3 separate regions of the Mus musculus genome follow, and regions 2 and 3 are each linked to region 1. A link is a loop called in an ENCODE intact Hi-C map of the cell type or tissue named here. Cell type or tissue: gastrocnemius. All regions are shown on one strand.

Region 1 (8,000 bases):
TTCAGAATCTATTGATCTAATCATTTAATCACTGTTCTAAGAACGACAAACACATACCACATAACCACATACCTCTACCCCACTCTCCCGTGACAAATGTCACTGGCGTGTATTTATTTACATATTTGCCATTCTTTCTCTTTACTGCTGTCAAAGCTTTGTCCTTTTGCTGACTCTCTGTTTTGCTGGGGATTGAACCTAAAGCTGTATGTATTCCACATAAATTCTCTACCACCGAGCTGCATCCCTGAGGGTTGGGGATGGGGTGTTTTGCTTTGTTTTTGGTACAGGGTGTCTCTAAGTAGCTGTGGCTTGCTAGTCTGGAACTGGCAGAGATCTGGTGGCTTCTGTGTCTTGAATGCAGGGATTGAAGAACGCACCACTGCATGCGTTTGTTTGTTTGTTTTTAGGCAAGGCCTTGATTTGCAATTTAGGGTGGCCTTGAATTGGTGACCATTTTGTGTTGGCCTCCCAAGTGCTGGAATTATAGGTATAAGGATTTAAACCATGCTACGCACCATGGTGTGTGTAGCATCTGAGAGGCTGAAGCAGGAAGTTCAAGAGTTCAAGGCCAGCATGGGCTACACAGGGGACCTTGTCGGATAAAAGAAAGAAAGGAGGGAAAGATGGAAAGAAAGTGTTTTACTAAGGTATTTATTGCTGCTGCAGTGAAACACTATGGCTGAAAAGCAAGTTGGGAAGGAAAGGGTTTAGTTGCCTTACACTTCGCATCATTTGTTCATCCTTGGAGGAAGTCAGGACAGGAACTCCAGCAGTGCAGCAACCTGGAGGCAGGAGCTGATGCAGAGGCCATGGAGAGTGCTGCTTACTGGCTTGCTTCCCATGGCTTGCTCAGCCTGCTTTCTTATAGACCCAGGACCACCAGCCCAAGGATGGCTCCTCCCACTATGGGCAGGGCCCTCCCCCATAATCTCTAATTAAGAACATGCTCTACAGCCTTGCCTAGAGTCCAGTATTATAGAGGTAAATGTTCGGTTGAGGTTCCCTCCTCTTAGACGACTCCAGCTTATATCAACTTGACATAAAACTAGCCAATGCATGAAGGAAGAAGGAAGAGAAAGCAGAAAGAAAGTGAAAGATAATGGAGAAGATGAAAAGGGTATAAGTGGAACAGAAGTGGGGTGAAGGAAGGTGATGGGAGAAGAATATGAGTGGATTATGTCATGTGCACTATGAGATGTACGATGAAACCCATTATGTGCTACTAGTATATGCCGATAAAAATTGAGAAAAGAATGCAGTTTACTTTTTAATATTTATTCGATTAATTTATTTTATGTATATAAGCACTCTATCTGCATGTACATGTATGTGCCAGTAGAGGGCATCAGATCCTATTACAGGTGGTTGTGAGCCACCATGTGGTTGCTGGGAATTGAGCAGCCAGTGCTCCTAATCACTGAGCCATCTCTGCAGCCACAAGAATGAAATTTAAATGGCACTTGAGCTAGTCACTAAGAGCAGGCTGGTGTGGGCAAGTGGCATTGCTCTCTCTGACCCATTCCTTCATATTGCTATGTCAAATGTCCTTGTCATCTGTCTCTCAAGGGACTATCAAGTCCTTGAGGGCAGGCGCCATGCCTGAATTATCTCAACAACAACAACAACAACAATAACTGAAGTAAATAAATAGTTACTGAGTTTCCTTTATATGCTAGCCTTGTGCTAGCCATTCTGTGGGTATTACCTTATTAAAGTAGGGGCTCTCACCTTCCCAATGCTGTGATCCTTTAATACAGTTCCTCATGCTGTGGTGACCCTCAACCATAAAATTATCCTCATTGCTACTTTGTAACTGTAATTTTGCTACTGTTACGAAGCATAATGCAAATATGTGATATGCAGGATAGCTGAGATGAAAGGGTTGAGGACTGGAGAGATGGGTCAGTGGTTAAGAGCCCCAACTACTCTCCCAGAGGTCCTGAGTTCAATTCCCAACAACCACATGGTGGCTCACAACCCTGTGTAATGGGATTTGATATGTCTGAAGACAACTACAGTGTACTCATACATATACAATAAATAAATCTTTGGGTCAACAATATGAAGTAACCAGTACCCACCAGAACTGTGTCTCTAGTTGCATATGTAGCAGAGGATGGCCTAGTCGGCCATCAATGGGAGGAGAGGCCCTTGGTCTTTCGAAGATCATATGCCCCAGTACAGGGGAACGCCAGGACCAGGAAGCAATAGTGGGTGGGTAGGGTAACAGGGCTGGGGGAGGGTACAGGGGACTTTCAGGATAGCATTTGAAATGTAAATGAAGAAAATATCTAATAAAAAAAGAGAGGGTTGAGACCCACAGTTTGAGCACTGTGGGATTAAATCCTCAACATATTTTATCAAAGGAGCTGCTATCATCAGTCCCATTGGCCTCTTAAGGGGGATAAACAGCTTGTCCACGAACACAGCCAGCACAGAGCAGAGATCTCATCCATCCAATCTTTGCTCTTCTTGGACCATGTGTTATTTTGCTTGTGTATCCAGTTGATGTTTAATAAGTATTTATTGAACAGAGAATTGCATACAACAAAAGAGGTTTTTTGGTTTTCAGAACAGAGAACTGGGAACAATTCTCCCTGAAGAGGTGGACCAAACTGAACATGAAAAGGGTCTACTTGATTCCCCAACACAGCTGGTTGAAAGTAACGCCATTTTCTGTTCTACAAACAACCATGTTCTATAGCAGCATGAACACTCTTCTCCCTCTCTCCCTCCTCTCCTTCCTCTCCTTCTCCCTCTTTTTTCCTCACCCCCTCTGTGTGTGTGTGTGTGTGTGTGTGTGTGTGTGTGTGTTAGTGATGACCCCCACCTCCAAGGGAACTCTGTCACCTTCCTGGGACTTCATTTACAAACCGGAGTGACAATTTCTTTACACTTCCTTCTGGCAATGGGAGAAATATCATTTCCCCTTGAGAGATATAAACTACACGTCAGACGCTCTGAAGAAGAGCAGAAAAGAACCTTCATATTTAATATTTATTGAATCCTACTTAACCCAGCATTTCCCAACCCCTTTGCCTTACATAATAATGCTCATAACTAATTCCACACTTTGTCTTTTTTATGTGGCTGGGTGCTTTTGAAGAGGCACTTTCCAGTATCCTGTATGCTCAGGAGATAACCACGGGACGTGGCTTCCAGTTGTTCCTCAGGGATCAAAGCTGCAACTATGATTATGAAATCCTGAGATTTGTTAGAAAGGTTTAAAGGTTCGGCAAATTTACAGGTCATGGCTAGTTTCCTGAAATGGACCACAGGGGGCGCTAGTGGACTGTCATAATGACTGCCACACTCCAGACTTGGCAAGGAAGGGCCAGGCTGGAGCTGTGGCAACCAGGGGCACTTGAGCAGATCCTTTCTCAACTGAATGGAAAGCTACTGAGAACTTGCTCCTATCCCTTTTGGATTTCTGTTTCTTCTGGATGGGTGGTGGTGGTGGTGGTGGTGGTGGAAGAAAGGGACAGAATTCAGAAAAGAAATCTTTTGCCCTTATCCTCAGAGATCAGGTGGGGGGTGGAATCCCATAAAGCAAGACTTTTCATCTACATATCAGTGGCTTGTGCTCACTTTGAGCCAGCTGTGGTTGACCATGGAAGGCCTTATTTTTTTCTTTATAAATTCTTTTATTATAAATTAAAAAGGAGGGCGCAGGGTGTGGTATGCACGACTCTAAACCTGGCAGTCAGAAGGCTAAGGCAGGAAGATGGGGAATTCAAGTCTAGCCTGGGCTACATATTGCTATCCATACAGGGGAGAGACAGATGTCTTTAGAATATACATTTGTTTAAATTAAAAAAAACCCTTAATGTTCTATAACTTTGCTGCTTTTAATGATCTGGCAGGCTATAAGGGGCTTTGGTGCAAAATGGACATACATATCTTTTTATCATCTTTGTCATGTGGCACATATTAATGAAGGCAGCCCAACTTAAACACAATTAACTCATGGAGTGACTTTCCCCCTTTTGGGTGCTAGGGACTTAACTCAGGGTCTTGTGTATACAGGCAAAGTCTCTACCACTGAGTTAACATTCAAGTCCTTCGGAAATACTTAGCAGGCTATTGGTTTCTTTCTGTGTATGTCCTGTCTTCCCAACCAATACTCCCTGAATGTAAGGGTTCCATTTAGGAAGACTCCTTCACAAAAGCCTTTTAAAAGCTTGCCCTCAGAAGAAAGTATAAATGGGAATTGGACGGTAGCCCACAGGCAGAGGCAGAGGCTATGTTCCCACAGAGATAGTCTGTACATGGCTGGTTCAGAGAACTTTTGAGTTTAGAGGATTTTCAACATTCAGTTAACAGCATCATTTCTTTGTATATAGAAAGTGACCAAGGCTCTCAAGTGAGGCTGCTCAGTACCAGCCCTTCCAGTGCTCGAGGTTCTGACTCCTGTTCTTAAACAGGGTGCAACCTCCCAGTACTACAATCGACCTAGTCCTGGGTGTTCCAGAGATTCCAGATGTTAATCTTCACCAGCAGCGAGGGGTGTGAAGCATCACATCACACCCACCAGGGCTCCACTACCCTGTGAAACAACTTGTTTGGACAATTTCATCTTTGTCCGAATGGGAGCAGAAGAGGAAGCCGACGCGGAACACCGAGCTCAGTTGAGGATCTCTGACCAGTCACTACCCCGCTCCTCTCGCAGGGATGCTGGGAAGAACTTGGACGTGACAGAGGAGACAGTTTACACTCTTGGAAAGTTACTGGTGCCTTAGAATTCCAGGAAGTGCTGAATCATAGAGTCACAGACTAGGAAAAGCTTCATAAGAAAAAGATGAAATGAGTATCCGCCGAACACCTTCCATAAAGTGGGGTATATTTTACTTCAACCTCAGTCGCTCCGCTCTGGGTGAGGAAACCGAGAACCACAGTGGAGTAGAAACTTGGCCCCAGTTACTGAACCCGTAAGCTCAGATTTGGACTAGGTTGTCAAATGATGGAGTCATTGCTGGGAACTATTATTATATCAAGGGGTCCTATTTTCACTTTCTGGTTCCAACCGCAGGTAACACAGCACACACTTGTGCGCGATGCCCTCGTCTTTCTTCAGAGCCTTCACTAATAGCAAAGTTCTCAAAGTCACTTGTGAATGTCAAGTTCTCCCTAGGATCTAACTGCAGTCCCTTCAGAGGCACTGCCCTCAGGGGACACGGAAAATGGCTGTAACAGTCCCAGCAGCAGCTTCCCTGACTGGGTTCCAAATTGCTTCTGTTAAAAGAATTGCCAATTCAAAACACATGCGCTGTCTTCAAGCTGGGCCCCACCCCAGATGCTAGGCTTGTTTGAGCCCCTTTCAGGCTTAGCCTGGATACCAGTCCCAATCAAGCCTGGGGACCTAGACAGACAGCAATCAAGATGGAGAAAGGCTCCTCTTCCCCTCTCACACTCCAGCCAAGCCTCAGCTGGGTCTGCTTTCTAAAGCATTTTCTAGGACTAACATTTTATGTAAACACACGAAGGGCCTCATCCTGCCAGGGCTTTGCCAGGAATGAGAAAACACCATTTCTTACGTAGAGACTTGCACATTTTCTATGTCTCTTTCCTAATAGAAAAATCTAGTCCTTTAGAACAAATGCGCACACGGATGACAGGACGTAAGGAGATACAGCCAATGGTGCAGTGGTTTGCATGGAAGAACAAATGAAAGCTTGTGGCAAATGTAGGGGACTTGGAAGCCAAAGATCTGTGTTTAAATATCAACAATGTCTCCTAGCAACTGTGTAATCCTTGGCTTGACTTCCCTGAGTATCAATTTTCTCCTCCATGAAATAAAAGTAATAATACCTAACTCTCCAGGCATGGTGGTATGTGCCTGTAAGCCTAATGCTTGAGAGGCAGAAGGATTATGAGTTCATGTTCTGGGCTACATAGCATGTTCCCAGCCAGCCTGAACTGTATAATAGGACTCGGCTTCAAAGCAGCAACAATAATAATGCTTAACTAATCAGGTAAAGTTACTAAATGCTACATAAAAAATTGCATTTATTTACTGGTAACAAGGGAATAAACCTATGGCCCTGTCCTGGTTTGCTTTCTATGGCTGTGTAAAGGCCTGGTCAAAACCAATTTGGGTAGGAAAGGTATATTTCAGCTTATGTGTCCTGACACTAGGGAACTCGGCGTAGAAAACCCAGGAAGGGGCCTGGAGGCAGGAACTGTAGCAGAAGCCATATCTCCCCCCCACACCCCAGGACTTGCTTAGCCTGCATCTTTTGTTTGTTTGTTTGTCTGTTTCAAGACAGGGTTTCTCTGCATAGCCTGAATGTCATGAAACTAGCTCTGTAGAGCGGGCTGGTCTCAAACTCATAGAGATCCACCTGTCTCTGCCTCCGGAGTACTAGGAGGGCTCGTGAGTCACCACCTGGTCTAGCCTGTACTCTTATATAACCTAGGACACACCTGCCCAGAGGTAGCACCTCTCACAGTGATTCATTTCAGTCATCCATCAAAGATGTGCCCCAAAGGCTTGTCCACTGGCCAATCGGATGGAGGAACTTTCTTAACCGAGATCCCCCCTCTCCTCAGATGCTTCTAGCCTATGTCAAGTTGACAAAAAGACCAACCAGTACAGCCCTTGTGCATGCTGAGCACATGCTCTGGCACTAAGTTATATCTCCAGCTCAATTTTTTAAAGGATATTACTATTATAACTATCGCTATTACTGGAGCAGTTTAAAAAAAGTATCAGACTTTGGAGAATAGCCTTTTATCTTGCACCATTGGGGAATATCTTTATATATTAAATAAATGCTGTTAAGAAAGTCCACATGTATTGAGTACCCACTACATACTGAGCTTTATATATCTTAAGGATTCTATGCTTTAGCTCATTGCTAGTCATCATAGAAGGTAATCGTGCTGTCTTTAGCACTCCCACTTTACAGAAGGGGAGAAGTGAGGCAAGGTCACCAAGCCCATGAGCTTCTAAGTTGTGGAATCTACGACAGTCTAACTACAGAATCCACACACCTGAGCACTATATCTGTAAGATCTCATTTATCTGAGACAGGGTCAAACCCAGCATGGCTGTTTCTTCTTTATACAGAGTATAGAGGTGAACAGTTCAGGACGAGGGGTTCTACCACACTCAAGGTACCTGCTCTGTCCCATATATACATGAAAGTAGATTATAGAGCCTCATCCACCATCCTTATAGCCCAAGAAGTAAGGGTGAAAAAGGGACAGGAGAGAAAGGGACAGATATATGTTGGTTTGTTACTAGTGTCTAGTCCTACATGTAGCCCTACACAACACCCATTGATTCCCAATGAACCCATTGATTACAGTAGCAAAGATCAATACAGACATTATTCTGCATGGCCTGTGGCCAGTTAGAAATGAGAGGATTTTTCTTGATGAAAGGGGGAGGATAACAAGAGGGTGTGTGTGTGTGTGTGTGTGTGTGTGTGTGTGAGCACTCCCTGTTCTTGCAGACGACCTGGGTTTGGTTCACAGCACTCACACGGTGGCTCATATTTACCAGGTACCCAGTTGAATGATGAATATTTTCTAAGCCCATATATTGCACCTATCTTTCAGCTCATCTCCTAGCCAAGGAAGTTGGGGACATGCCTTGAAATCTATAAACATCACTTTTACTTCCTCAGATGATGGCATGAGATGAGAACCACACCCAAGCTGTGCTAATGAATGGTTTGGGCCGAGACCAGAGCATTATTTCTTTCTCTGTTCTAACTATCCCTAGGCCTAGGCTGCACAATCTAATCTTCCAAGCTGACTAATCCAATCTAGGTTTCCTTGGCTTCTCACTGACTTGCTTGTCCCAGATTCATCCTACTTTGGCAATGTGTTCTAATCCTCTGGCTCCTCGTTCACTGGCTCATTCTCTGTTAACCTGTGCCTAGCTTGCTCTCTCTGCAACCTGTCTCTGTCAAACTTTCCTGGCAAAACTGTCACATGCACACACCACTGATCCTTCTCTCTGTCTCTGTCTCTCTCTTTCTCTCTGCTCT
Region 2 (8,000 bases), 140 kb after region 1:
ATGTAAATGAAATTAAGTTGATGGCAATTAACTAAAACTTAAAAAAAAAACACCCTAAATTAGGTACGTGAGAAAAATTAATCAGATATTAACTTCCTCTCAACTGTTTGTTAACTATGCTGTTTATACTGCAATATTTATTTATTTATTTATTTATTTATTTATTTATTTATTTAATTTGAGACAGGGTTTCTCTGTATAGCCCTGGCTGTTCTGGAACTCACTCTATAGACCAGGCTGGCTTCAAACTCAGAAATCTGCCTGCCTCTACCTCCCAAGTGCTAGGATTAAAGGCATACATCACCACTGCCTGGCTTATACTGTAATTTTATTATGGTAGTGGTATAAAATGAGGGCGAGAGACAGAGAGAATATGAGAAAGTGTACGTAAGAGCACGAATGCTCTAATGGTTATCAATGGATTAATAAGCTAAGAAAAGAAGCTTTGCCCTACTATCAAAACCTTGGCAAATGAATTTCCATATACATACTGGGCATTAAAATAAGGTGGTGAGCATGTTTCAGATGGTTTTATAGCTTTCTACTTTTCTAAAAAAAACAAAACAAAACAAAAAAAAACCTACTGGTCTAGTTCATGTCAGATAGGAGGGTTTCTTATAAAAAAAAGACATTGAGAACTAGAAATTCAGATATTAATAATTCCAAATTTATTTGCCAACAAATGTGTTAATAATATTAAAAAAAAAAACCCCAAAAACCGTGGTAGAGACTGAGAACCCTGTAGTCAGGGAACTCCCCCTCTGTGGCAGAGTACTTATCTACCATGTCTAAGGGCTTGGGTCAGAGCCCCAGCACCTCAAAGGGAAAACAAACAAGCAAACAAACAAACAAAAACAGAGCTGTTAGTACACATGATCAAATGCGTGGGAAGAAACAGGCAGTTTGTAAAGTATAGGCTAAAACTATCAGGTTCAATTACTGGGGCAAAAAGCCAAGAGTTTTATGAAATGGACATGTGTACATATGTAAATGCTTGCAATTAGCTTTAGAGGGAAAGGTTTTAAGGTCTTAAAGAAGCCTATCTGTAATGAACTGAAGGCATCAGAGAACGGGATAACACAGTGCCATTGTCAAAGAAAAGGCAACAGCAGCTCTCACCCAGCATGAATTATAACAAGGGATTCCCACTTCAACACCTTTAATCCATAAATTAAAACAAGGAATTCCCACACCAATACCATCCTGAAGATTTAGCTGTAACATGGAGGAATCAAAACTTCATCTAAATTTATGAATTATACTTACTTTAATTTTATAGGGTCTTGCTGAAATCATTTCAGGCTGAGTGCTTTTCAGCAGAATATTAACTTCCTTACCATATAGTATTAAAATGTAATTGTCATATAATTAATTAATTAAAAGATCCCACAAAGTGTGTGTTGGCATAGGAGATACCATAGATATTTTCAAGGGTTATTTCAATTGACAATTGGTGGCCGACACTGTTTGAGAACTCAAGAGGGAATTTCCTGCGTAATACACTGTTCTTTTTATTTGTTTACTGTCTATTTGAGTTGGCAGCTCATTGTCTGCTAGAAAGTGTGCTGCAGAAGGACATTTCTGCTAGCAAATGTTTTTAAACAACAGACAAAAGAAGGAATGGATGACATTAAGCGACACATCTGTATCCATTTGGCACTCTGTAATGGGTAAAGCCAAAATACAAACCACAGTACTTCTAAAAGACACAACTAGATCACATGAACTGGAGTGCTGATTAACTAAGTACGGGAGAACAGAAGGGAGAGTGCAGAGCTGTAGCTGTAAGGCAGAGAAGGCACGTTCACAACGCCCTGGTGTTGACAATACAGTTTTCAGTGACTTTGCTGTGATAGCAAAACGAGGACTTCCCTTCTGATGCTAGCTGATTACAGAAAGCAGTGGACTATTCTTTACTGAGGACACATTAGGAAAGGAGAGTGAGTTGAAAGGACTTAGCATTGACATAGGAGATGGTAGTGGCACCTCAGGGCCAAGTTCAGAGGCGGAGCTTTCTAATAGAAAGCCCAAACCTGGGAATTAAACTTATAAAATCTTGAAGACACATATTGTCAGTAGTTTACAGTTAGTTTCTATAGCTTAGATTGTAGAAAACTTTGACAGCCTTAAAAGTAGAGATAATTAAATGTAATGATAATCTGAAGCAAGAAGTTTGCAAAGGGTATGTCAATATATGTCAGATTTTCAAATATACTCTGAAGTTAGCACTGGAACTGAGTATTATCTTTTTTTAAATACTGAAGTCTACTTAGCAAGCAGTAGCAATAACTTTAATATATTAGCAATATTAATGATGAAAGAAATGGGTTTCTAATCACAGAGTAATAAGAATTAAAGCCAAGAATTATCTATGCTTGTTTTCTCTTTCATTAGCATTAATTTGCTCACTGAGTTAATAAAGGTATGCAAATGTGATCCAGTTTGTGGTGTGTTTCCTGAATCATGAGGCCATTACATAATAGTGAATAATACATTATTCTGATTTCATTCTGTGCTTGGAATTATTCAGGGGCTGGGTATGTGGTATTTAATGCTAATTATTCTTAAAGAAATGCTGCACTGGCCTATCTTCAGAAAGATCACAGTTTCCACTTTACCACTTCCATCAGGGATATTTAAAAATATCTCACATATCTTATGGCTCCAACTGGAGAAGGAGGAGAGAAACTCCATCTTAATGCCAGATCCTAAGAGTCTTTCAGATGTATGTAAACAGACAGACTGGCAAGAACTTGCTAGCATGTGATACACAGAAGTGAGATATTCTTTTTTCTTGGAACATTCTTTTGAAAAACTACACTTGTGAATAGTTTACATCATCAGTTAGTATTCCTAGCCAGTTACACGGTCACACGTGAAAAAACAAAAAAACCCCAACCAACCAAAAACCCCAAAGCAAACAACAACCATAAAGGGGCTAGAGATGGCCCAGAGGAGAGAGGTCCTCCTGTAGAGGACCTGAGCTCAGTTCTCAGCACCCATATCAAGTGGTGGTTCACAAGTCCCTAGAACTGCAGTTCCAGGAATCTAATGCCACCTTCTGGACTCTGCAGGTACTGCACTCACATTCACAACTACCTCACCCCACATATACCAAAGTTAAAAAAATATATAAAATTTAAAATGAGTCTTATCTCTTTAAGAAAAAATTTGCATCCTGTCCTTCTCCCATTCCTAACCAGAACATACAATCTATAATATTTCATATTTTATAGAGTGTATGGACGGTATATTACATGTCTCATATACATTGGTCTTAAACTAAGAGTATCCTGGTTTGCAGAAGTAAATTTTTCCCTCATTGTAAAACTTCATCCAATATTTTTAAGGCTTGAGGGGGTGGGGAGAGTTTCCTTCTGACAGCTTTTGTAATTATAGTGAACACTGAGTCTACTTCTTTTGTATCCCCCAAAGTACTAAGTATTGTATATAGTAACATGCTTAATAAATATCTGTTGATCCGAATTGTTCTTACAGAATGACACTGTTTCTAATATTCAAGAACATCTGTGATTTGCCACTGACTAGGAATAGGATTTTCTTTATTGATGAATTTATAAAATCATAAGCTTAACCCATTAACCACGTAGACAAAGGCTGCAGAGGCAGTTCCCCAGCGAGAGCGCTTACTGCTCATGCACAGGACCAGAGTTTCGTCTCTAGCCCTCAGGTTGGGCTGCTCACAATCACCTGTCACCTGAGCTTCAGGGGATCTGACAGCCTCTCCTGCCCTCCACGGGTATCCACATATATGTGGACATATAATTACACATAAGTAAAAAACTTAAAAGAAATATTTAAAATAAACCAATGAAAACCAGTTAAGTATGTGACTGAAGAAATAGCTTTGCTCTTGAGAGCAATGGCTGCAGAGGTCTTCCAATGTCCACAATGTGGGGCATTCAGGTACAATGAGGTCTTCTTTCTCCTTTGCTGAGAAAGGACTTGGTATGTTCGTTGTCTTGGCTAGCTAGCCTGGTACTCAAGTAGCTCTTGGAGGTTTCAACCCCAGTCTCCCAATTGACCAATATAGGCATATGCCATACCTAGGTTTTAATTTTTTTGTCATAAGTTTTGTAAAGTTCAGTTTATTTAAAGGACTTGGATTCAAGTTTGTTCTATCTTTTAAGAATCTTTTTCTTCCACAAGATGGTGGTAATAAAGTGTGAGAGGTCTTTAAATTTCTTTTACTAGATACAAATTTATCAATTCTCATAATTTTGGGAAAATTTAACAAGTCTACAAAAACAGAACATAAAAAAATACCCCTTAAAACAAAACAACAAAACACCTTCTTAAGTCTAATGTAAGAAAAACAAATGAACTGTAGAAAGGTCAGCTCATCCTTCACAGGGAGGAAGAGGCCTCTGGGCTAAACAACACGCATGTGGTTAAGGCATCGCCACCTCGATTGTGGCATTGAACCACTGTACCCAAGAATGGAGGAGATAAAGGTCTGTCTAGACATCTTCTGCCACCTGAGGGCACCTCCAGGGCCAGGAATGGGCTATTCCTAATTGAGTTGTTGGCCAAACAGGCCCAAAGAAACCCCCCAATAACCCAGTGGGTGTAAGGCTTGTTTGCATAATGTACATATTTTTCACATTTCTCTGAGAAATGACCTCTTTGTTAACATTAATGACTCTATGATAATCTAAGATGCACTAGCGGCAGGAGTTGAAGGTGTGGCTAATATCTCAACAAACATTAGGACCTTCAGGACAGCCCCTAAGGCTATGGAAAAAAGCTCTAAATACATGTATACACACATACACACACACACACACACACACACACACACACACACACACACACATTTCTCAACTATGCAAAATATAAGGATGCAATATGAATTATGAGGGGCTTCATGAATCTAAAGGAACAAAGGCAGCTACACTATGAACCACCTTGTCAGAAAGATAAAAAGGCAGGCAGATTCTTGAGTTCAAGGTCAGTCTGAGACACAACAAGGCTAAACCTAAGTGTGGCAGAAATGGTAATTTCAGGTCAAGGTTCTACCCAACTAGCATACAAAGAGATCTGTGCTTAACAAAGGCAGACAGATCTCTGAATTCTTTTGCAATGTTAAAAAAAAAATGTACACTTGCTGTCTCCTAAGAATCAAAGGTCAGTGGATGCTGATTCATAAAATAATCTAAAGGAAACCTGGAGTAAATGCCTGGATTGATATGGAAAATATAATACTGGACCTGTGTTCTGCAGGAGATGAGCTATCTAGAGAATTTTTTAGGATAAAGAGAATTGCTGCTGGGCTGGAGAGATGGCTCAGTGGGTAAGAGCACTGACTGTTGTTCTTCCAGAGGTCCTGAGTTCAATTCTCAGCAACCACATGGTGGCTCACAACCATCTGTAATGGGATCTGATGCCCTCTTCTGGTGTGTCTGTAAACATTTACAGTGAACTCATATACATAAAATAAATAAATCTTTACAAAAAAAGAGAACTGCTTGGAGAACAGATATACATAGACACACAGACACAGAGATAAACACATAGACACACACACACTCACAAGCCTGCAGCATGGACAGAGAGATCTCTTAGAATAGCAAGCAAACTGAATATATATAGAGAAGTCTCCAGAGAGAAAGCAAAGGACAGAGAGAAGCAGATTTGAAAAGTTGTATCAAGCAGAACAAAGACGTCAGCTCGTATCCACATTTGACTTCAAGTTGTTCTTTTCACCACCCTTAGACCCCTTCTTACTCCCCGTCTCCATGCTGAGGCTGATCCTGGGAAGTTTCTAAAAGCTGATGGGAGGCTTTGTTGCTGATGACAACACTCACTGACGATGGATAAGTCAAGCTGGTTGTCCCCCTTCCTGGAACTGTAAAGAACTCTGCGTACTATCAGAGGAGAAAGGCTAACACCAATCCAACTACAAACCTTTCAATCTACAATGGTGCTCTGTCTTCAAGATACAATGTGCAACAGAGGAAGAAAAGTTGTGTGAGCAGCCAATCACTAACTGGATTTAAGGAACACTTCAAAAGACGAGACCCGCACCTGACACTGCTCAGGGAGCCTAAAACATGAGACAAAATAGTCCATGTACCCAGCGGAAAATCAAATACTGCTGTTTGCCAAAGGAATGTAGCAATAAAATGACCAATGGCATTCTGCTATACTCATAGATGAATGCTTTGGTTAGTCATCAGAAAGCTTGCTCCTGCAGCAGATGGGAACAAATACAGAGACCCACAGCTAGATAATATGCAGAGTGAGACAGCTAGGAATACACAACCCTAAATGGGATGTCTCCCTCAAATCTCTCCCCTCAGAGCTCAGGGAGGAAGACACCAAGGAAAGGAGCCTTCTAGACACAACAGGACTGACACCCATATGAACACAGCGACTGTGTGAGCAGCATGCGCAAGGCGTGCATAGCTATAGCTGTAAGCCAGTAGGAGCCTCAGAACTAAGAGGGGAAATGAACACAATCCTCCTTACCCAACCCAAGAGTTCTCTCCAGCTGGTAACTGCTCACAAAGGAATACCTTTATCCAAAGGAGTGCTCTCACTATGCATACAAATCAAAGGCAGGTCCCAGGCCCAGCAGCAGATGCTAGCACAAAACAACTCAATGGTGTTTTTGGAAGTCGGCTCCCGGCCCACACACCACCCCCCCTCCCCCCCCTTCTGGTCATGTTTTGTTTAAGCATTATATACATATATACACACACAAATTAATTATTAAAAAATATTTATTACATATTTATAAATTTAAAATATATAATTATATAATATATATTAAATATGTAATAAAATATATACAAATATAAATTATATAATAAACATATATTACATTATTAAACAGGCTTTTTGCTTCTATATTAATGTTTCTAGTTTTGGGTTTTCATGGGATTCATCCTGTGTGTGCTAATGTGTATGTCTGTTTATATATGTTTCTTTGTTTTTTTTTTTTTTTTTCAACTCTTATTTTCCCTTTCTGTTTCTTTCTCTGACTTGTCCTATTCAGGATTGTTATCGTTTTACTATTATTGTTAATGCCTGTTTGTTTCTATTGAGAGAGCAAGAAAGGGAGTTAGTTTAGGTGGGTGAGGAAGGAGCTCTGAGGAGCTGGGTGAAGGGGAAACCCCAGTCAGAATAGATTGTATATTAAGATAAATATTTTTTTCAATTAAAAAAAGTTAAAGTAAAGAAGCAAATATAAACAAAGTAAACCAAGCAAAAAAAAAAAAAAAAAAAAAAAAAAAAAGGGAAAAAGCCCTTCTGAGAGCAGCCAGCGATGCTGTGTGCCTTGGCTGTGGCCTGCCAGACCCAGCTTCCTCCTGGGTTTTGCAGGGACACACATTTCTTCCTCTTTCAGGTGTCATTATTCTAAATACTTCTTACTAGAAAAATCATAATTTTATAGAACTGAGTCACCAAAAATAGTTTTAATTGCTTTAAATAGTCAGTTTATTATTTAGGCTTCTATTCAAACGGGTTACTAAGTCCTCAGGGCCCTTGGCTTTTATGCCTACAAACCTTTCATGTCCCTCACAAGAAAAATTTAGCAGGTAATACACAGACATAATAGCCTATAACTGTCACTATATCTTTAATTATAAGCTGGGCATGGTGGTGCACAACTTTAATCCCAGCATTCAGGAGGCAGAGGCAGGCAGATCTCTGAGTTCCAGGACATCCTGGTCTGAAGAGTGAGTTCCAGGACAGCCAAGGCTACACTGAGAAACCCTGTCTGGAAAAACGAAGCAAATAACCAGAAGAGTAAATTGTATAAAGAGAAAAAGATGCAAGGAATAGCTATGGATTTACTGTCAATGTGAGGCACTAAATAGCTAGAAGCTGTATAGATGTATGTACATTACTAAGTATGGTTTTAAAAGAACAGTAAAAACAGAAAGAATTCAAGGTGCATTCAGTGACTTTATGTTCACAGTACCGTTAAACCAGAGGGACCATAGGCTGCACTGAGAACCTGACAGGCTTTA
Region 3 (8,000 bases), 750 kb after region 1:
AGAGGGTCCTTGAAGAAGAACATCCCCTTCTAAGCTAGGCTGGTGTCTGCTTGCAGTTCACACCTTGAGGCCAGGCCTGTGGGGCCTGCAGCTTCAGGGAAACACCCTCGATGTTGCTCTCTGCTTGGCCCCTGTTCCCAGCATCTGATGAAAGATGGAGGGAACAGAAAGACCCTGGCGCCTCCTCTACAGGGGGACTGTGTACCTGATACGCTGTGTTTTTATGATAAAATTCATGACATGGAGAGGGTGGGAAGCCAAAGATGTAGCCCGGGTTGGCAGAGGGGAATGAATTCCGCGGAATTTTAAGGCCAGCTTTGGCTTCTGAGGGGACACAAGACTAATGGGAAGGACATGTCCCTCTCTCTCTGGACTGGCCTCTCCCACCCACCCAAATGTTTAGGATTGAGGCCAATGGGAAGAACAGAGGGTCAAGGCAGGATGCTGGCGACTGGTGAGAGAAGTCCTGATGTGTGCACCCTGCAGGTTGAGTCAGGTCAGACTTGCTTTCCTGGGGGAAGAAATCTCTAGAGCTGTTTTTGCTTGCAGGGCCCCCAGCTGAGAGGCAAAGACAGAGGCTTGTTAAATAATGTCTGAAGTGTGGCCTTTGCCACCTCTAGGCTCCATAACATGGGCTGTGTCATATACAGGAAGAAAGCAGAGAATCTGTCTCCCCCGAGCTGGTATTTTCAAATTGTTTTCAGTTTGGTTCAATTTCATTTGGTTTGACCTAGTTTTGGTCTGCTCTGGTTTGGTCTGCTTTGCTTTGCTTTGCTTTGGTTTGGTTTGGCTTTAGAGTCTTACTACATAGCCCAGGCTGTCTTAGAATTCAGGAGCCTCCTGCCTGAGTCTCACCAGTGCTCACCACCATGCCTGTGAGACAATGTATGCCAGGCTTACATAGGATGCCTACAAACACTTCCATCCTTATTGTAAGATAATTTATTCTAACATCACAACTAAGGTTCAGGAAAGCCATTGTGAGTCTTTACAAAGATGTGAGGCAGAGACTGACACTCGGTGAAACAGTGAAGATGGGTTTGTGGCTGGCAATACCTGGTAAGTGACAGCACCAGGTAGACATGCATATGTGCATACATGGGAACTTGAGTATAGGGCGACTCTCCCAGACAGAGTCAACCTGCTTATGGGAAACTGCCTCTGGGAAGAGCAAGCCTCCTGTTAGCTGTTGGACCTCACAAGGTAGTGAAGAGACGCTGAATAGACGCAGACATACCCTAGCACCAGCTACACTAAAACCTTGTTCATAAAAACAGCTTATTAAAGGCCAGAGAGTCCACTGCCTGGCAGAGAGCGGAGAACCTAAGGTCATAATAACACACTGCCCACCCACAGAAGCTACTAGACCGCCCTGAGCTTGGCCTAAGCTGTTCACTTCCAAGGACCATTGGCCCCAAGAACAAGGAATAAGAAGATCCTCTCTCTCTCTCTCTCTCTCTCTCTCTCTCTCTCTCTCTCTCTCTGTGTGTGTGTGTGTGTGTGTGTGTGTGTCTCTCTCTCTTTCACACACACACACACACACACACACCAATCCTGATCCATTCTTCTAGTGAGAACCCATTAAAAGACGAAACAAAACAGCAAAAATCCATGCCCTCTGCCACAGGACTCAGGGCACAGTGAACTTCGCCACCACTCACTCTGGTGTATAAGACTTTTGAAAGTCTGACCCAACCCCTGTGTCAGCTGGCTCTCTCGATGATGTCATACCCAAGGTACCACCCACCCACCTTCACCACTGGCCTAACTCTTCAAAGCAGATGTGAGTCTCTCAGCCAAATACCCAACCACCCCCACTGCCCCCACTTCCCTCATCTGACTAGAACCTTCTTCTCGGCTCTCTGAAGGTACAATGTCACCTCTCTCCCTGTCCCCTGGCTGTGCTTGATTTAAATGCCCATAAAACGTACAAAGGCAGAAAAGTAAATACACACGACTGTATAGGGATAGCATTTTCTGGGCAGCGGTTCACAGTCACTCTAACAGCAATGACCGAAGCAATGACGACAGTGAGGTCTCGTTAATCTTTGCTTTCCCAGTCCTGGCTTCTGCAGGAGCTCAGTAGCATTCTTGTAACTGAATAAACAAACACATTGCTCCAAGCTGAAGGTGTGGGAGGAGGGGAGAGGAAGAGAAGATGGAGAGAAGGTGGAGAGAAGGGTGGAAGACTCTTCAGAGTCCTGGACTCACTGGGTGGTCTGCATCCAGTTCGGCTCCATAGCTGAGAATCTGATTGGCGAATCTGTCCAGCTCCTGAATGGTCCTTGGGAACCAGGGCACTGTAACACAGAAAAGGACAAGTTCTGAGTGCAGGCTGTAGGACACATGGCTAGCAGCCTCTCTGAGCCCTGATCAGTCATGTTGATGGTGACAGTAAACAAGGCTCTGCATAGCTCTTAAATTCCATTTCCAGTTTCTTGGGAAACTGATTTTAAAACACAACCCAAAGAGGCCACCAGACTTAGACTGAACCTTGGCCTAGGCTGTTCTTTGGGACCCTCTGTCTCAGAGATTAAGGAACGAGGAGGGTCTTCTACCCAGTCCTTTACTGCAACTAAAGGACTCTTTCCCTGTCCACTGAGCACAGGACAAAGGCAAATTCTGCACCCTGGAATATTAGACCTTTGGAACTCTGACTGAAGCAGAGCCCACACCCAGCTCCATCTCACGCCTGAAAGTTTTCACGAACTGTCTCAAATTCATCCCCTGCCCACCCTTTATAGTAGCGTCAACAAAGATTTTCTTTAGCAGCAAAACAAATGATACATAGCCCCAAATATAAATTAGACAGAAGTTAAGAAGAGAAAGATGAGTCTTCAGACACCAACTCTGTAGCTCGTGACTCCCTCCTCAGTACCTTGGGCATCCCCTATAAAAACCTTTTGATCTCAAAGTCAATTTGACAGAGTCAGGTCACTTGGAGCTTGCTTTCCAAAGTAACACCATGGGGAAGGGCAAGGTACGTGAGTTTTGTGTCTGCAATGATGGTGTCCTTCCTAGAGAGCGATCACAGCAAAGAGAAGATGACACTATCCAAATCCTCGAGCCTTATAAGAGATGTACTGGGTCCAAGTGCCTCTGTGTATGAACAGAGACCAGGAAAGTGTGAACTCTAGGTCCTTTGAGGGAAAGAGCCATGAGGGCTGAGTGGCTGTGGAAAGGTTGAAGGGAAGATCAAAAAAAATGGTAGGTCTCTGGTTATATTAACATACAAGGTTTTAACAATAGCAACCACCATTCACAGTCTCTACTCTGACCTAGTTTCTGTTTCTGCAGTCCTTCCTTAGGTAAGGAAGATATTACAGCCTCTATTATACAGATGAAAAAGCAAGGATTTAAAAATCTGAGAGTCAAAATAATTGGCTTAAGATCAAACGGGGACTAAGACAGGGCTAGAATCTTAGGAGCAGATAGACATGGCAGGGTTCTTTTTAGTGAGCCAAGGCAGTGGCTATTAACCCTGAAAGGAGGCCGGAGGGCCCAATGTTGAATTTGCAAGCAGCCCCAGCCTAGCGCCAGAAGATCGGTGACTCTGTGTCCACTCCCTTCTCTGCGAAAATGGAAACGGTAACAAAAGGAAGGGCAGCTGATGTTTTCTGAAGCATTACCATGTGCTAGGTACTGGGGTTACATTTGAGATGGAGTTTGTCCTTTAATCCCGAGGTTGCTGTGAGGAAGGACAGAAGGAAGTAATGGGTACAGCCCAAGGTAAGGTTCCGCCATCTACTGGCTCAAGTGGGATGAGAAAGAGCACTACTGCCATCTAGTGGCCAAGTCGAGGAAATGCTCCCTGGAGCTCTAAGCAGGCGTCTCAGCAAGGATTTCCCTAAAACTTCCCCAACTGTGCTCATCAAATGAAGTCAGAGCCTGGTTTTTGTGGATCCAAGCTGCCCAAGCTCTACAATTCCCACATCAGCAATGCAGAAAAATGCAGGTGCCGCTCTAAATATTCTTTATATGGTGAACTGTTTGGATATCAGTATAACAAAGGCACAGACAGGAGTGCTCAAACGCTTTGTGACTGCAAAGCACCCTAGTTATCAACAGGTTTTTTAAGTGTGTCTCTCCTTTGGCTGAGGAACTTATCCCCGAAACCAGCCCCTTATTTCTGGCTTATGTCAGGGATAACTCAATTCCAGAGTTCCGTAGGTCACAGACAATATACATACATAATTGCAAGGCACATGGACACATGCCTGCCTGAACGCACATGCACACATAAGCACATGTGCATGCACTGCTAGTGAATGATGGAGCCAGGATTCACATCCAGCTGCCTCCATGCTGGCCCCTGGGTCTTGATCTCAATCCATCTGTCACATGGGGGCAGCAAGAGGGCCACCTGATCGACAGCACTGGCTCTCAAGCCTGACTGGCTCTTTAGTTTCTCACACTGGGGTTTTCATGACTTTAAAGCGCAGGTCACTTGTCTGCATCCCTTTGAGTGGTGACAACAGATGCTCTCTTAGCATAGGCGCTTACATGACGGATGTGGTCCTCAAGGAAGCTGCCTCCTCCCACTCTCACCAAGGCACCATGAGGAAGGTCACATTTTTTTTCCCTACTTTAGAGTAGAACTGTAGAGAGAAGGGAGAAAAGTCTAGAAAGAAAACTTCTTACTCCTGACTACTGGAACTTTGGAGTCTCTATTCAAAAATGCATTCCTCCTACCCACCATGTATAGGGGGCACAAGGTTCTCGTGCCCTAGGGAAACCAAGAATGCTACACATGGAGACGTACCTTGTCAATGAAAGGGATGTGTATACCTGCTTTCCACCCAGAGAGCTGGGAGTGAATGCAATTAACAGCCTAGTGATTTGTGCTATCTGTAGGGCCAGGCACGCCTGAGTCCACCAGACTATAGTTTGTCCCAGACCCTTCCTCTCTAGACCTTTAGCTTAAGCATTGTCTCTCACTGAATTGAAACCATCCCTTGGGGACATGTCAGAAGCCACACCTGATTCTCCCCCCAGGCCCTTAAACTACCTTAAGCTCTACTGCACACATGGATGGCATTGAGATCAATGTTACCAGAAAATCTTTTCCAAAAATACTACTACTGTTCTTAAATGCCTAAAAATATAAACGGACCGGAATCAGATCTAGAAGTTTGAACCAACACCAGCTAACTAGGTCATATTGAACTAGATTTCCTTCCTGCCCCACAAGAATCATTTCTCTTTACAGGGACCCCCCCCCCCCACAGCGATGAGAACTGCTTTCCAGCCCTGTCCCCTAAGCTTTGCCCGAAGCAGCCCTTTCTCCTCGAGCCCAGCATTTTCCTGGTGTATTGAAACTCTTGCATTGACACTGGTGTCTGTTTTCTTGTAATATCAGAAGTGCCAAGAAAAGGCCAGGTCTCCCATGAGACCTCACCTGTCTCTCCAGGTGTTACAACCAAAGGGCCTCTCTGAATGGTCCTGGTCTGGACAATGAGACCTGCCCTTCTCCCCTACACTGAGCACAATTAACAGCCCCATCCTCTCAGTTCCCATTATCCTTTGTTGCTGATTGCTTACTAATTGCCTGAGAGTCGCTTGCAGGTCAGGCAGCACCAGTGTCAGCAGGAGCCCAAGCTAAACTTTTTTGTCTGTCACAGTGCCCTCCCCAGACACTCAGGCTCCCCAGCATCCCAGCATGCATTCAGCACCCATGCAGTCCATACCCTGGGCATGAGAGGGGGCAACACTGGGCTACTCTGAGGTGATTACATTCTATGAGGGCAGCACAAAACAAGCAATAGCGAAACCACAAATACACATCACCAGAAGCTTCCAAAGAAGAAAATGGAGCCAGAAGATGGAAGTCATGGGTATGCTATTGCATTAATTTCTTTTTAAAATTCTCCAGCTTAGTTGAGGTATAGTTAAGAAACAAAACACGTATATGTATGTATTTAACAATAATCATTCTATATACATCTGCATTGTGAAATGATTACCACAGTCAGGTTAATGAATTCATCCATTGCTTCATATGGTTACCACTGTGTGTGTGCACATGCAGATGTATGTACATGTATGTACATGTATGCATGTCTACATCTGTGAACATGCATATATACAGATATATGTGTGGGTCCATGTGCGTGTGCGTGTGCGTGTGTGTGTGTGTGTGTGTGTGTGTGTGTGTGTGTGTAGGATACAAAATGTCTCTCATCAACTTCAAGTATACACTGTATTATTTTTTTTTCATGTTAGATCTCCAGAGCTTATTTATCATACAACTTAAACTTTGTACCATTTGACCAATATCTCCTGATTTCTCTGCCCCCAGCACCTGGAAAGAGCCATTCTCTGCCCCTGTGAATTTGACTTTCTGGACTCCTTGTATAAGAAAGGCCCCGAAGTATTTGTTTTCCTACGATGAGCTGATTTTCCTTCGCAAAGGCCCCCATTCATATTGCAGCAAATAGAAAGTCACCTACCATGGCTGGATGATATTCCATTTACACACACACACACACACACACACACACACACACACACACACCATTTTCTGTATCTACTCATATACCTATGGAGATTTCTCCACAGTAAACAAGGAAGTTCTGGTGTGCTTTTAAGATACTGATTTCATGTTCTTTGAATGTATAACTTTAGGTGGTATAGCTGGGTCACATGCTGTTCTAATTTAATATGAGGGGCAATGACATACTGGGTCCCATTAAACCAAACCAGTGCACTGTCCACTCAATCGTGTACAAGGATTCTCTTTTTCCACTCCCTCACCAACACTGGTCATCTCTTCCCTATTCTGTGAGTCATAGGATGCTATGTAAAGATATCTATGCCTCCTGTTCCTTGAGATGCTAGAGACTCAGTCCTACTCTGCTGGAGCCCAGAGGGATCTGGAAGAGTGGAAGTTTGTGCCTGCTTCACTGTTTTCCTGTGTCTTCTGAGTACAGTCGGTCTAGCAATGGCAAAGAGCCCCACAGTGAGGCCAGACTGTGCTCTGCTCTTTTCATTGAAGGGACCAGAGGAGTAGTGATGCCTCTTGGGACTCAGTATTTCTTCTGTAAAATGTTCATGGGAGAACAGCCACAGAGCATACCTTCATACGAACAATTAAATGAGTCAATATATATGCTTTTGATGAAAAGTTATGGTTCATAACTTGGTCAATTGTAAACACACAGAGAGAGAGAGAGAGAGAGAGAGAGAGGAGAGAGAGAGAGAGAGAGAGAGAGAGAGAGAGAGAGAGAGAGAGAGAGAGATTCAGACAATATTCATGCAAGCTCATCCGTCACTATCACTAAGCAATATATGGGGTCCACTGTTGTCTGTAACACCTTTATATGGGCCTGATTGCATATATTGTCACATATGTACACACACACACACACACACACACACACTCACAGAAGGAGAGAGTGGGGAAGGGAAGGAGAAGGGGAGAAGGAAAGAGAGGGGAGGGGGAGGGAAAGGGAGAGGGAGTTGGGTTCTTCGTCACACAAAAAGCAGAGTAAAACTTCTAGAAAAGCTAATAAACATGCCATTTCCTTTGTAATATAATTATATACACAGTTGTAATTTGACTTCTGGATCCACAAAACAGATTCAAATCATCTTTCTTTGCTGCTAGATGAACTGAATGCTACAGCAGACAGGACACATCTTAGTCCCGATGGTCAGCACACAGATCGTGGTCGATCCATGTTTGTCATGACAATAGATTTAATAATTCTGGCAGCAATGAAAGAAAGAGGAGAACCAGAGTTTGGAGTGAAGAACTGTTTCTTCATCCAGTCCGGGTATTAACACCCCTCTAAATACTGTGCCTCAGTTTCCCCTCATAAGACATGCGTGTTGTGTTTACTTTTTGCTGAGGTCCTGGGTGAGTTTTGTGTTCTGAGATGTGTGGAATGCTGTGAGAGGTGGCCCAGAGGACCTGTGAAAAGAGGCTTTCACCGCAGTCAACAGGGATTTATCTTCTGGGAGTAGAGTCCCTACATTTTCAGCCCTCAAGTTACTGTCCA

The links. Hi-C counts contacts between places; a loop is a spot of excess contacts. Peaks named below come from ENCODE experiments on the same cell type or tissue, not always from the same donor. Only the 100,000 strongest peaks of a DNase experiment are listed, where the experiment ranks them.
Region 2: a loop joins it to region 1, with 2.4 times the contacts of the local background. A loop is called at or near these places in 8 of 42 quality-filtered maps.
Region 3: a loop joins it to region 1, with 4 times the contacts of the local background. A loop is called at or near these places in 14 of 42 quality-filtered maps.

Annotation. Positions count from the first base shown.
Region 1 is chr10:88,299,801-88,307,800 of GRCm38, reverse strand. It overlaps a transcript of Washc3 not described here. Among named protein-coding and RNA genes, the nearest start is that of Gm51779, 33 kb to the left of the region's middle. In gastrocnemius, CTCF peaks have their summits at 1,338 (motif pointing right) and 3,269; a DNase peak (open chromatin) is centred at 3,295; H3K4me3 peaks cover 515 bases; H3K27ac peaks cover 1,852 bases.
Region 2 is chr10:88,161,416-88,169,415 of GRCm38, reverse strand. The region is part of intron 5 of Nup37 (nucleoporin 37); the gene reads right to left. It also overlaps the pseudogene Gm26357. Among named protein-coding and RNA genes, the nearest start is that of Nup37, 18 kb to the right of the region's middle. In gastrocnemius, a CTCF peak has its summit at 3,068 (motif pointing left); a DNase peak (open chromatin) is centred at 3,038.
Region 3 is chr10:87,548,646-87,556,645 of GRCm38, reverse strand. It overlaps Pah (phenylalanine hydroxylase), which reads right to left. Exons shown (of 13, transcript NM_008777.3): 4 at 2,212-2,300. Among named protein-coding and RNA genes, the nearest start is that of Pah, 31 kb to the right of the region's middle. In gastrocnemius, a CTCF peak has its summit at 3,791 (motif pointing left); a DNase peak (open chromatin) is centred at 3,783; H3K4me3 peaks cover 278 bases.